Linked DNA regions of Mus musculus: regions 1 and 3 are each linked to region 2. The links are chromatin contacts, found by Hi-C or POLR2A ChIA-PET in ENCODE. All regions are on one chromosome and are shown on one strand. The core of a region is the stretch at or near the end of the contact, and the rest is flanking DNA. Distances in the headings are between cores, read along the strand shown.

Region 1 (4,430 bases), core at 1,909-4,408, 76 kb after region 2:
ACTAGGAGTGGGAGCTGGGGCTCCCAAATAACCCGTAGTCCTCCCTAGATGCCTCCTGTGCTCACCGCATGGGCAGCACCTACTGCCCAGGTCAGGTATCATTGCTTCCTGCCTGTGGTGAGCTGAGGGGGGACACAGGGCTCCTCCTCAGTCTTCTCTGAGGGCTCTATTGCCAGGGACAGAGTGTGTGCCTGGTGACGGAATAGCCTCAGATCATGGAACTGGACGCTTATGGAAATGACAGGAAGAAAGAAACTGGGGTGGTAAGACCTTCGAGCTGGGAGCCTACCATTAAATGACGCTCTCCTTTCCCGCTTAGCTCTGCCTTGTTGCTGTGAACAAAAAGAAAACATATTTTTTTTCCTGATGTTTTCCCTAGGATCCCCAAAACGTCCATTAACCAAGAACATTATAATTTCCCATCAAGCGAGTTTAATGCCTATCTTTATTATTATTTACTTTCAAAGGTAATAGAATATTTTCAGGTTTTTCCTTCTTTAGGAAAAACAAAGGAAGATTTTCATCTGCAAGTTTCAGGCTGGGAATATCAAGATGACGTCCTGAGCTGAGCAGCACAGACTCTGGGGCCAGGGCTCTGGTGATGCTGCCCCTGAGACACTTTCAAAGCTCAGGCTCCAGATTCTGCTCAGAGGTCCCTTGTAGCCATAGTTGGAAGGCCAGGAGAAGGGGGCTGAAGGAACATATTGAGGCAGGACTGGGGCCTGGGACCCAATGTCAGCAGACACAGTTCTCTTTTAGAAAGCCTGACGCCTGGAGCCAAGCCATTAAGACCAGGAATGGGTGCTTTACACTGGACATGGACACCCAGGGAGGGAGGCTATAGATCAGATGAAACTAATGCCTTCCATCCCAGGCTTCCTGCTCTAAGTCCGCAGTGCTCTCTCCTCTCCACAGTATCGTAACAGCTCAGGTACTGCGCTCAGACAGCCAAACTCACTGGATAACATGAAAGTAGAAAAAGCGACTACAAAAGAAGAGAGTGCCCCCAGGAAGTCTCCGTACAGCCTTACCTTCCTGACTCCTTGGCTGGTCTGTGTGGGTAAGAAGGGTTTCAGTATCAGGTACCTTAGGAACAAAAACAGCAGCCCAAGTACACTCAGAATGATGCATTTGGGGTAAATGTCCACGAAGATGGAGCCAATGCTCAACCATGATTCCTTAGCGCTAGTTAGAATGGAGCTATTGAGAATGGAGAGAACCTTTTTCATAGTGTGAATCTCAGGGGCTGCCTAAGGCAGCTGAGAGCTGAGGCTGTAAGTGGGCAGGCCTGCATCACAGAGCAGGGAAGAGTCATAGAGCCATTGTGAGGGCGGGGAGGAGGCTAAGCCCTCAGTCCCCGCCCCGCCCCACCCCCACCCCAGCCCCTTCATGCCCCCACCCTGATTTCATCACTTCTACAGGGAACTTTTCCGTTTGCTCCCTCTGTGTCTGGGGCTTCACCACAGGCCTTCACTGTTTGCAGCTCTTGAACTGGACCCACGTAGTTCTCCTGCCTACAAACCCTGACATGGGATCTTCCTTGAAACGTTTGCTGTTGTTTGGTTGGCCTCAACAGGAACACTGTCTTCCCACATATCTTCAGGACCATTTTCCCTCTCACCAAATTAGCTACAAGACGGACTTCCTTTTCCACGTCTTTACTTGTAGAGATCCTGGTAGGCAAGCTGAATAGACATGGGAGAACTTGTGCGAGCTTGAGTAGGCTGGGCACACAAATGCCCAATGACCAACTTTTGTGTTTGAGTCATCTTGCAGTGTCTTCAGTCAGAGGGACAGACTAAAATCGCCAAGCTGTCATAAATTCGGGATATACATAGTGAAAATTTCAAGCCTTCTTTTGAATATGATTACACTGTTTGCTTTTGGTGGCCATGCAGTTGGGAAGCCAGGTCAGGAAGGATTCGGGTTAGTCACAGAATGGGCTGTGTTGGGTGGTATAGGATAGAGAGGGGGACAGTATCAGATAGCAGTCCACCTAGCTGCAGTCTTAGGAAACCCAGCAGGCTGTGTGATCTGTGGATTGTTGGGAGTTAAGTATGCTTTACAGACCTGGATGAGGTAGAGATCCTGGTAAGCAAGCTGAATAGAAACCAGAGAATTCTTGTGAGCAGGGGGAACTGTATACAAACGGATACATTGTATATCTATTTTGGTAGGCAAATGTATATTTGTGGGATGGTCAGGCTGGGTAGAGTTGAGCACCTGGGGATGGAGCAGTCTGGGTAGGAGGGAAGCTGAGGGACGGTGTGTGTCAGATCCTGGAAAAGCAGGTAACTATTGGATGGCGGGGTGAGCTGGCAGGTCAGCAGGAAGTGTATCAGGGTGAGATGAAGACCAGGGATGACAATGATGGTCGGTTACTGTGAACTAAACTGGGTTGGGGAACTGTATTGAATATGGTGAGATAGGAACCAAGGCTTCTGGGAAGACTAGGCTAACAAGTGGAATGGCAGAGTAGGCTAGCAGTGTATGTTGATGATGGGGTACTCTGAGTGGAAGAGGGCGAACTGGGGAGTATGACAGCCTGGAAGACTAGGATGTGGCTGGTGGTCAGGTGGCCGAAAAAGATGTCATAGGTCTAGGTCTAGGGACAGAGCAGGATAGCATACTAGAGGGCCACAGACTAGGGTGAGATGGGCGTGTGACAATACGGGGGGGGGGGCAGGACATGGCCTGATACACTGACCAGTGTGATTTTTGAACTGGCTTTCCTAGAAGGTAGGATGAGTAGGAGCAGGTGAGGTGAGGTTTGGTGTGTGTTTGGTGTGCACAGCAGGTATAGAGGACTTGGCACACTGGGAAGACTGGGGTGAACAGGGGAACAAGCAAGGGCCACCATGTGTCATCACTATAGTGTGTCAGGGAACAAGGAAGGCTGTGGAGACAGGCGGATGCAGATATGGTGAGAACAGAAATGACTGTTGAAGGCTAGGAGGTAGGTTATAAGAACAGGTGTCACAGCTAGAGGGGGTGACACCACTGAGAGCCTGGAGTAAGTCAGGACATTCTACAGAGTAGGGATTGGAGTGAGTGGTGGCACCAGGCACTATTGTGACACTAGAGATGGGAATGCTGGTGGGTCATGTGACTTCATAATTGGGATTTGGGCAAGAGCTCCATGAGAGGAAAAGGGGTCCAACTGCTTGGCATCAGACTAGGGTGACTTGTGGAAGTTGGTTGACTGGCAGCTCGGAAGGTAGGAAGCTAGGCGGAGATGGGGAGCAGTAGGAGCTGGGCTGGGTGGGACGGGAAGTGTGAGACATTGAGTACTGTGGGGTCAGGTATAGAACAGGTTGGGTACTCTAGTGTGATGTAGTGGAGCAAACATTAGTGTCTTGGTTAGGTTTTCCATTGCTGTGAACAGACACCATGACACAAGACAACTTTTACAAATGACGGCGTTTAATGGGGGCTGGCTTACAGTTTCAGAGCTTCAGTCCATTATCATCATGGTGGAAAGCATGGCAGCATCCAGGCAGGCATGGCACTGGAGAAGTGGAGAGTCCTACATCCTGATATGAAGGCAGCCAGGAGAAGACTAATGGTCTGAAAGCCCACCCACCCCTGCAGTGACACACTTCCTCCAACTAGGCCATGCCTCCTAAGAGTGTCACTCCCTATGGGCCAAGCATATTCAAGCTACCATAACTAGGGTGTGGGGTGGGTGTGGGTGCGGGATGTTCTGAATGGCTCGTGGGATGTCCTTCCCACTGATGGGATCATGTGAGTGTGTGTTGTGTCTGACCAGTAGATCACAACCTGGGTTCTAGCCTGGAAAGGCATTTTGGAAACCTGGAAGAGAAGAGGGGCTGGGCTGCGCGAGATAAGGAAGGAACCAAGACAAAGCTCTCTGCTCAAGGTTCAATTTTTACTATTTCGGCACTCAGTTATAAAGGAAGTGGGAGGGGCCCAATTCCCGCCAAATAATCTTGGAGTCCAGTAGCAGGGTGATCACGTGATGGCTTCGGAACAGCAAAGCTGCAGGTTCCAGCAGTGGGCGTGGCAGAACGATTGAGCTGGCAAGCTCCACCCCTGAGCAAGCAGGTTTCAGACTGGGGGAGGGGAGACTACAAGTGTGGGCACTGGGCAGACTCACTTATCAGAAACATCAAGGACAGACTGCAATTGGTAAGGTGCATCAGGGTGACAGAAGGACAGTGTGCAACTTTGGACTACAAGGATTTGGGTTACAGTGTTTCAAAGTCTTACATTGAGACTCTTGATGCATTTGCAGCTTCCTGGTGTGTGGGGTGAGAAGATGGGGATCTAGTTTAACGTTCTACATGTAGACACACTCTGTCTGTTGAAGATGCTATCATCGTCCTAGTGAGTATTTCTTAGGCCTGGTGGGTATTGGGGGTTAGATCCAGGCTCTTGTGCCTGTGCTGCAAGCACTTTAACCAACTAAC
Region 2 (4,541 bases), core at 932-3,431:
ACCCCAGAACACTCACTGATGCCTCACTTGTAAGTGAACTGAAATCAAACCACAGCCTCCTCTGTCCTCGCCCTTGACGCAATGCACACTCCTGTGGCACACCCAGCACCTCCTTGGCTCCTCTCCACATCCCCTTGCTAGACACTGTTCAAGACCATAGCTCTGGTGCTGAGGGTAGAGGCCGAGGGTCAGTTCTAGCACCACAGCTCCATCTACCACCACAGCAAGGAAGCCGCTAAGACAGGGAATCTCAGCTCTGTCTCTGAAAGAGAGCATGCTGGCACCAACAATTCTGAACTCTTTCTGGCTAGCTTTGGCCATCCAGGAGACAAGCCATCTGTGGGCTGGAGGCCTGTGGCCATAGGTTTTCAGCCTCAAGGGACTTCACGACTAGGACACAGATGATTAAAGAATCCCTGCACAGAGCCCCTGGCGTGGCCACATTGTATTGTACCCAAATGGGAATCTTGTCCATATATCTTGTCTCCTGTTCAGGAGGTGACACTTGCACCCAAGTGATCTGCTCCTGAGCTAGTTAGACAAGCTGGTGAACGTCCCCAAGGACATTTGCCCAAAACTGTCCATCCCAGATAGAATACCAGTGGCAGACTAACTTATTCCAAGTCTAGAGTAGTAAACCAGTGAGCTTAACTGAGTTACTTAGGAATCAGGGATAAGGGCTACGTGCAAGGGCACGGACAACTTAAGGCAGGTACACCACTACAGAAGAGGCTCCCCACCCGCCACAGTTAGCTGTTAACTAACCACTCACACAGCCGTGAGTGGCCCTCGTGCATTCAGTGCCTGCCTCGTGAGCTGCCTGTGAGCAGCCAAGGAGCCTTTGCGGCTGTCTATAAGTCAATGGGAGGGGTCAGTTCAATGTTAAGCAGGTGTGGGTTTCAAGATGGCAGTGGTCACGCCCTGCCTGGAGGTCAGAGTTTCATGGCAAGTTACCAGGGCCATGACCATCACTCCTAATGATCCCACTTGTGACGGCTAACCCTACCTGTCGAGTGCAGAGGATCTGAAATCACCTAAGAGACAAACCTCTGGGCACGCACGTCTAGGAGGAAGCATCTCCATGGGGTAAACTGAAACATCAAGGCCTGGCCACGTGACAGCCGCCATGATGGACTGGCCTTTAACCGTGAGCCAGATAAGCACTTTGTCACCTCTGCCACAGCCTGAGGAAGGCAATGGATCCACCATGGGTTCTAAACCCCAAGTAACTGTAGACACCAACGTGCCAAAACCAAAGGGAAAATAGCATCAAGAAGAGGGTTGCTGGGGTGCTTTCCCTCCACGCTTACTTTATGGTATTAGGTTAGAAAGTGTAAAGGGAACTTTGAGCATGTCACGTGGGACCCTGCACTCCTTTAGATAGGTACGGCCCCCATAGACTGGTGTGTGTGTGTGTGTGTGTGTGTGTGTGTGTGTGTGTGAATGCTTGGCCATTGGGAGTGGCACTGTTAGGAGGTGTGGCCTTGCTGAAGGAAGCGTGTCCCTAGAGTGTGGGCTCTGAGGTCTCTGAAGCTCACAGTTCATTTCCTGCTGCCTGCTGATCTGGACGTAGAACCCTGAGCTCCCTCTCCACACTCTGCAGCCTTCCTTCTTGCATACCACGTCTGGGAGGCTCAATTCCACGGTCCACAGTCATTCCGAGTAAGATGCACTAACCACGTGGGTTAGTGGTTTCCCCCCACAGAAGCAAATCTGTCTGGATCACTTCCTGTTCCTTTAAGCAACCCCAATAAAACTCACTGGTTCACCACGGTGGACTTGGGGGGTATCTGTTTGGGTTTCTTGCTGGTTCCCTATCTGGGGCAAGTAGACAAGCTTTCAGTCACCCCAGGAATAGTCACTCGGGGAGAAACCAGGAAGCTGACAGCACCTCAGTGCACCCTAGGGTAAGTGAGGATCACCCAGCCAGAGGCCCCGTCCTTCCTTCCACCTATCCACTGCTCCTGAATTTGCATGGCTGGAATCAAACCCAGGCTCCACCAGCAGGCAGCTGTTCATCTGGGAGCTCCTCTTGCACACAAAGCAAGGAACAGGCCTCTGTAGCTTCTTCTCCATCCCCCTCACATCTTCCGTTCAGTCCTTTCTGACCCGGGAACTTTATTTCCATCACAAAGGAAATGCACTCTAAGGATTTTCTTTGTGTCCCGCAAGGCAAATTAACTCACACAAAAAGTATAAAAGTCAAGGCAGACACACAGCTGCCAGGAACCAGCCAAGCAGAGGATGCCACAGACATTGACGGAAGCTATTTCTGACTAAGGTTTGGCAAGCAAACATGGGCAGGAAGCTCTGCATTTGTCCCAACAGTGCTACTGAGTAGCCAAGGATCTCCCCACCTCTTCCTCTAGGTGGGCCAAACAGTAAATACCCTGCCCCGACCCAGGACCCGCAGGACATCTCCAGACCTCAAATCAGCCTTCTGACAGAAACATAACAGAATGAACTCCAACCTTAGGAGATAATGCAGAGCCACACAAGTGAATATTTATGGGATTCTGTCAATAATTAAAACCCCCAAGTTTCAAACCTTTAGAAATGTGTTTTAAGCAGCGTACAGGCTCACACCTACAATTCTAACACTCCAGAGGCTGACTGGAGGACCACATCCCAAGTCTAAAGATAAGTAAATTAATGAATAAAACCAAATAAAGACAAATTTGTTTTATATGTACCCATATATGCACCTGTTAAAGGAAAATAAGGAGTTGGGAATAATGGCTTTTGCCGCTAATCTTCGTATTTGGGATTCTGAGGAAGGAGGATTGCTGTGAGTTTAGGACCAACCTGGGCCACATAGTAAGTTTCAGGTCAGACTACCTCCAAACCATGAGGCTGGAGAGATGGGTAGCAGTGGAGAGGACTTGCTGTGCAAGCTCAGGTCCCAACAGCCACATGACAGACAGGAGGACTGCAGCAACAGCCACAGCCACGTGGCAGACAGGAGGACTGCGGCAGCTGATTGATCTTCAGTCTAACTGACAAATCACAGGTCCAGGATAGGAGAGACCCTGCCTCTAAGGTATAAGCAGAGGACAGCAACAGAGGAGGTCTCCACAAGCACTCTTGTGGCATCTGCTCTGCACACACGTGCGCACTATACTCACAGAGACACATACACACATACACATAAATACATTTTTTAAGAAAAACAAAATTCCACTAACGAATGAGAGCCGCTGGCCTGGTGAGATGGGAAAGGGTGAACTCTCCGGGTTTAAGCTGTTTACACTGTGGTCATTTGTTACGGCGGACCTAGCAGACATGGGCCTAAAGTCTTCCTCTTGGCACCTGGCCAGTGAAAGGAAGTCAGGCAGGTGTGTGGGAAAGATGAAGAAGTTCTGCTGTCGCAGCCAAGTGAGCTCTCAGGTGACAAGTGCGGTTAATAGACACATGGCGGAGTCCTCAGATGACTGCCAGCAAAGCCTTTGGGAACTCCAGGCCACACGGGTATAGGAAAAACAAGCCACTTCCACAAAGCATGTTCTACGGGGATCTAACCACCACTTCCAAGTAACCTGAGATGTAGGGACCGAAACCAGGGTGTGTGTGCCTGTGTCCATTCACCTGAATTAGATGCAGAATAGTCCCCTGAGTGGGTGGCCACCACACAGGCTGGAGCCTGGACTGGAGCCTGGGCCTGAGACGTGGAGGGTGAATGAAAATCACTGTGTTTGTTGATGAGGTGTGTCCTCGTGAAGGCTGAGACAACAGAGTTTGATGTTTGAGAATAAAAGAGAGCCTTTGGAAAATTCCGTATTTTACAATGACATGAAACTGTAGATGCACTGAAAAATCTGGACCACATAGACACTGCTTGAAACATTTATACCCAGTCAGCTTGAAAGGTTTAAATGGACCAAGATGGTGACTCACTCTGGGGAATGGCCGCCCTCTGTGGGGAATGGCCGCCCTCTGTGGGGAATGGAGGCACTCTGTGGGGAATGGAGACCCTCTGTGGGGAATGGAGACCCTCTGTGGGGAGTGGAGGCCGTCTGTGAGGAATGGAGGTCCTCTGTGAGGAATGGAGGCCCTCTGTGAGGAATGGAGGCCCTCTGTGAGGAATGGAGACCCTCTGTGGGGAATGGAGGCCCTCTGTGAAGAATGGAGGTCCTCTGTGGGGAATGGAGGCCCTCTGTGGGGAATGGAGGCCCTCTGTGGGGAATGGAGACCCTCTGTGGGGAATGGAGACCCTCTGTGGGGAATGGAGTTCCTCTGTGAGGAATGGAGGCCCTCTGTGGGGAATGGAGGCTCTCTGTGGGGAATGGAGGCCCTCTGTGGGGAATGGAGACCCTCTGTGGGGAATAGAGGCCCTCTGTGAGGAATGGAGGCCCTCTGTGAGGAATGGAGGCCCTCTGTGGGGAGTGGAGGCCCTCTGTGGGGAATGGAGGCCCTCTGTGGGTAACTGAGAAAACAAATTAACACAAGAATGCTGTGATATTACACAAGCAGCATACGGTTCTTTTAATATGGGTTCTTCAAAATGAATGATTCTTATGCAACAAAAGCGTACTGTGGGATTT
Region 3 (4,725 bases), core at 626-3,125, 110 kb after region 2:
CAGCACATCTGTTGGAACCTACATCTACAGAAGAGCAGCTGAAACAACTAGCCTCATGGGACTGAGCAACTACTAGATCCTTGGACTTCCCACTCACAGCTGACCATTGTTGAGGAGTTGGACTACAGACTGTTTAAGTCATTGTAACAAATCCCTTTACTATATAGACTATCCATAAGTTCTAGAAACCCTGACTAAAAATACACACAGCCCAATGTGCCAGCCCATCCATTCTGTCCACGACTGGCATCAGCTAACAGATAGCTAGTGTTTATGTTTTATGTCACACCTTTCCTGGCCATGGCTGACTTCTAGTAGATGTTGCAGAATGTCAGACTCCCTGCTGTCAGGCTGATGTACCGGCCAAGCAATACCTAACTCATATTACTCTTGTTTGCTAGTTATCTCTCTCTCACACTTTAGGCCGTTGGTCACCTCGTTGCTTTTGCATTTGCTATGTGCTGGGGTTCAAAATGTTTACCAGACACTTGAAAAACAAGTACGAACCACGACGCCTGCCAACAGCTGTGCCTATGAAAATCAGGGAAAGGTGATTCTAGGACCAAGCCTAACACCACAGACTCTACAGCTGAGCTAGGCAGCGCGGCAGAGGGTGTGAATTGAGATCTACTATACATAACGAAACAGAAGATTACAAAGCACGACACAGGCCAGGACTGTGCAAATGAGATGTTACTCCTGGAAGGAATGGCCTACGGAGGGTGCGAGCCAGGCAACTCAATTATTTCTTCTCATGAAAAACAGCGGATCATGATAATGTATGCTTATGAGGTAGAAACGGGGGCAGAGGGGGGGTGTGAGAAGGGGCGGGTCGAAATTTCCCAAGTAACATGCAATAGGCCAAATGGTGATTAAAAAAAAAAACAAAACAAAACTAAGCAAGCAAACAACGACAATAACAACCACCACCTATCCTGTGCTCGACTTTTCTGGAATTTATTACTTGTAGGAGGATTCTACTCTATTCTCAGTAAGATGAGCATAGTTTGCACAATCCTAGAATCCATGACATACCTGCGGTGACGAAAACTAGCTGGTCCCGGAGGGAAAAGCAACACAGAATGCAGTGTGATTACTGGGGCAAACTGAAGGGCCAAACAATGACCTATCCTATAAACAGATTATCTCACTTGTTCACGACTCCCTTCTATTTTGCTTCAACTAACTATTGGCAAGAGCCCCTCTTAGGACTCTGGGTGGAGCGGATTCCGCGGTGGCGTCTGGACCGAATGAATCCCGGTCTCACGCTGTCCCGATCCTCTGGGGCTGACGCCTCCTGGGAGGTTATGCGGAGCCGCGGCGTTCCCTGTGTGACCTTTCTCCGGGAACGCCGTGACCTCGGCGGCAAACTGCCGTCCTCCGCCCCGGCCGCCCGGTGGCAGCGCACACAGCCCGTCCGCCCCATCGAGCTCCGCGCGCGGCCCGCCGGGAGACCCTAGTCCGCGTCCAGGCTCGCTCTGCACCCCGGGCCGCCGCCGCCACCACCTCCCTGCGGACGCCGAGGTGACTCACCAGTGTGAGGGCCGCCCGCGTGGGCTGCAGTTTTCTCTTGCTCACAGCCCGCACGGTGGCGCGGACCAACGACGCCGACATGTCCACGTCGCGGCACCCGCAGCCTCCGGCTGGAGCGTGGGGACTCAACTTCTCTCCATGGACACGGCGGGCACTTTGACGCCACAAGCTCCTGCGCAGGCGCCACAGGCCCCGCCTCCCGTCGCCCGTCCCGCTCCACCATTGGACAGTCCGGGTGAGTGACGGGCCGGGCCGATTGGCCGTCATCACTGACGAGGCAAGGGAGGTGACCTGTGACCTTGCGGGCTTCGCGGTCACTGCGCTAGCGGAAGTGGGATGGCTCCTTCCGTATGGCGTACACTAACGACAGACCCCCCGGAAGTGGGGACACGGCTCTGTGACTCTGGAGCTGCTTCGATAGTAAAGCAAGCGGGTAGACACCATACGACAGGTTTCCAGTTATTGAAATGTCACTCTTGTGTAGCAGTTTGTGTCAAGAAAACTGAGCACGTACGTAGCTACCAGCCTCGCATGGAAGCACGGGCATGGTGGCTCTATCCGAGCCTCTGAGAGCGAGCGCCCTGGGCGCTACGTTAGCATCGGTTCTTGAGTCCCGATCCCGGGCCCCGTGCACATTTGGCTAGCCTTTCCTGCTAGCCGGTCCCATTTGATTAGCTGTGCGCCTGTCACCACGCCTCGGCTTCCTTCGCGGCCCGTGATGACGTAAGAACGGGAGCTCCTTTATCTCGGAGCAGCAGCTGGCCCCGTGCGGGAACTGGGTGGGCGTGGGGAGTACTGAGGGGTTTGCTACCCCTGATCGCCCCCTTATGGTTCCAGGAAGGCCGAGGGAGGGAAATGGATTCGGCCTCAGGTCTAGACGGAAAGAACAAGTGTTTTCTTTTCCAGTGCGATCTCACTGGTCTGACTAGAAGGGGCAGTTTCCCCGTCCGAAATGGGGACTTTGCCATGCTGGAACACTGACAGAGTAAGACAGACATTGTACATTCTGCCTAGACCTGCCCAGGAGCTAAGAAAATGTTCTGACCCTTTCTTCATAGCTTTACAAAGAGTGGGCACACCATGTTTTCAACTCTATTTTTAGTGTCTGAAAACTGTGAACCCCACTCGGTCATTGATCTCTCTCTTGCAAGGATTTTGTTCCACTTGGGAAGATATCCTCTCCTTAAGATAGAAGCCACCTTTGAAGCAAAAGAAAAACAGACTGATTTTTTTTTTTTTTTTTGGTTTTTCGAGACAGGGTTTCTCTGTACACTGAAAACACATCTTTTACATCTTTTACCAGGAAGCTTGCCAAAGCAGTTCACAGTGAGCAAGAGACTGTTAGAAGGTGAAGATCGGGTGTTCAGAACTCCTGCTGTAAAAACTGGATTCTGAGTTTCCGCTGTTTTAGAACAGAACAGGGCATCGGCCCTGGCCCTGCGATCGCTTGCAGAGGAAGCTTTGACTTGGCCATGGCTGCGAGCCTGCTATCTTATCCGCTGAGAAGCGTGCCTCACTTGTCTAATGGTATCAGTATAAGCCATCAAAAACACCAGGCTGCTGGGCAGAATTTTTTTTAAGAATCAAAATGTAGGAAACCTTTTTAAGGCTAGAAGAAAACATGACAATTCTGTTTAATTTTAGGGGTAAGTACACTCCTCTCCCTCAACAACCGACAAAACATCCAAGTAGAAAATAACTACCAGGTATAAAGATTGGCCTGGCTGCGTATTTCTTCTCCGTTCTAGGGGCAGAGGGATAAACAACACTAAGCGCTTTTTCAGTAGGCGTGGCACTGTTCCAGCCAGAAAGCAGCGCTGTCACTTCACAGCCAGAGGCAGGAGGAAAGGAAGCAGGCCAGCAGCTGAGCAGGAGGAAAGGAAGCAGGCCAGCAGCTGAGCCGTCACGTAGCAGGGAGGCCCCGGTTGCACAACCCATGAGTTTGATGGTCACCATTTTTATTTTTTTACCATGATTTCCAATTTCTTAATGATTTCCATTTTGACATGACTCTTTCATAACTAGACTATGACCAGTCTAGTTCACACATATATGCCTCTCGTGAGTCTCCCTCGTTGTGCCAGTGTCCTTAGCAAGCTCTCTCTCTGCCCCCCAGTCTCCTGCTTGCACACCCCAGACCCGGTGCACAGCTATCAAAGGGGAACAGCATGGGCACCCTATTAAGGAGATGTGTACTGTCAGCGCTTTGGTTGACTTTTCTAATGACTCATAAGAAAATAATGTGGATAAAATTACACGTTCAAAGTTCGATTTTATTTCAAAATGATAAATAAACCGGCATAGTTCTGACTCTGTACTATTTCAGAAAGGCTTGTGAAGTTCATTAACAGTTTAGAGAGGGCTCCAGTCAGACCAGAAGGTTGCCAATCAAACTTGTGATTGGCAGAGACAGCAGCCTCTTTGATCTTCAGAGGTTTGTAAAAGCTCTCCACCCTAATTTCTGTGTATCATAAAAAGTAAAAAGCACTTTTATTCTGTCCTTTTCTCCTTTAATTTTTCTTTTTTAAACCAGCAAAAAAGGACTACTTATTTTTATGACTTCATTTTTATGAGCACAACAGTTCTGTCAATTACTTAGAGAAGGAAGCCCTCAAAGATGTGCCAGTGGTGCTGTGGTCGTCCACCGAGGCCCACACTGACAGGTGCTTGCATTCCATGCTATCATTTCTACAATGAGCCATGAAGAATGCTTGTAGACCCTATGTACAGCAGTATAGTCCACATGTCCTTGATGTGCGTCCATACCACGATCCAGGAACAACAGAGAGAATCCCCTCTTGGAAATCAAAAAGGGGATGTGTAGGGAAAGAGGGCTAACTCCTCTGGTGAGCAGCACACTATTTTTAGAGTGCTTTGAAAGAACTAAAATCCATGACGCTGTAGTCATTGAATTCTGGCCCTCATATTTTTCTTTTAAGTTGACTTTCTATTAAAATCTTCAAATCTCTGGAGATTGGTGGTATAGTTAGACTATATTAAAATTTTTCTTTTCCTTATTAACAATTTCATTAAAATTTAAAAAATTACGATGCCCCTCAACTGTTACGTTGAAGCCTGATCTGTGTCACTGTGTCCTGTGCCATGAACCTAATTTCCCAAGTGGCCACGGACACCTGAGTGGCATTTCCAGTGCTGCAGTTCCTTCCCTCATGATTCCTGCTGGGTCCTCTT

What was found. Hi-C counts contacts between places; a loop is a spot of excess contacts on that map. ChIA-PET counts read pairs that join two places held with the same protein, here RNA polymerase II (POLR2A).
Region 1: POLR2A ChIA-PET joins it to region 2 with 14 read pairs in embryonic stem cell. The contact joins the promoter of 4930528D03Rik here to the enhancer-like site in region 2. A Hi-C loop is called at or near these places in 6 of 37 maps with a recorded cell type or tissue (T-helper 17 cell, adrenal gland, heart and 2 more). POLR2A ChIA-PET finds 5 or more read pairs at or near these places in 3 of 5 experiments (Patski and embryonic stem cell).
Region 3: POLR2A ChIA-PET joins it to region 2 with 30 read pairs in embryonic stem cell. The contact joins the promoter of Etohd2 here to the enhancer-like site in region 2. POLR2A ChIA-PET finds 5 or more read pairs at or near these places in 4 of 5 experiments (Patski and embryonic stem cell).

Annotation. Positions count from the first base shown.
Region 1 is chr13:59,730,492-59,734,921 of GRCm38, forward strand. It overlaps 4930528D03Rik (RIKEN cDNA 4930528D03 gene), which reads left to right and starts at 3,159. Exons shown (of 3, transcript NR_045977.1): 1 at 3,159-3,217; 2 at 3,445-4,347. Spata31d1d (spermatogenesis associated 31 subfamily D, member 1D) reads right to left here and starts at 1,261. Exons shown (of 4, transcript NM_177711.3): 1 at 1,032-1,261; 2 at 290-332. The coding sequence starts at 1,229.
Region 2 is chr13:59,655,034-59,659,574 of GRCm38, forward strand. The region is part of intron 3 of Golm1 (golgi membrane protein 1); the gene reads right to left. Among named protein-coding and RNA genes, the nearest start is that of Golm1, 18 kb to the right of the region's middle. Within about 2 kb of position 2,182, at least 1 of the 3 ENCODE cell types and tissues checked has a DNase peak (open chromatin) inside an H3K27ac peak, as active enhancers do; it is left cerebral cortex, where a contact is called at or near this core.
Region 3 is chr13:59,768,091-59,772,815 of GRCm38, forward strand. Etohd2 (ethanol decreased 2) reads left to right here and starts at 1,876. Exons shown (of 2, transcript NR_015349.3): 1 at 1,876-2,256; 2 at 2,837-4,725. Isca1 (iron-sulfur cluster assembly 1) reads right to left here and starts at 1,699. Exons shown (of 4, transcript NM_026921.4): 1 at 1,534-1,699. The coding sequence starts at 1,614. It overlaps Tut7 (terminal uridylyl transferase 7), which reads right to left. Exons shown (of 27, transcript NM_001373962.1): 27 at 3,786-4,725. The coding sequence ends at 4,702.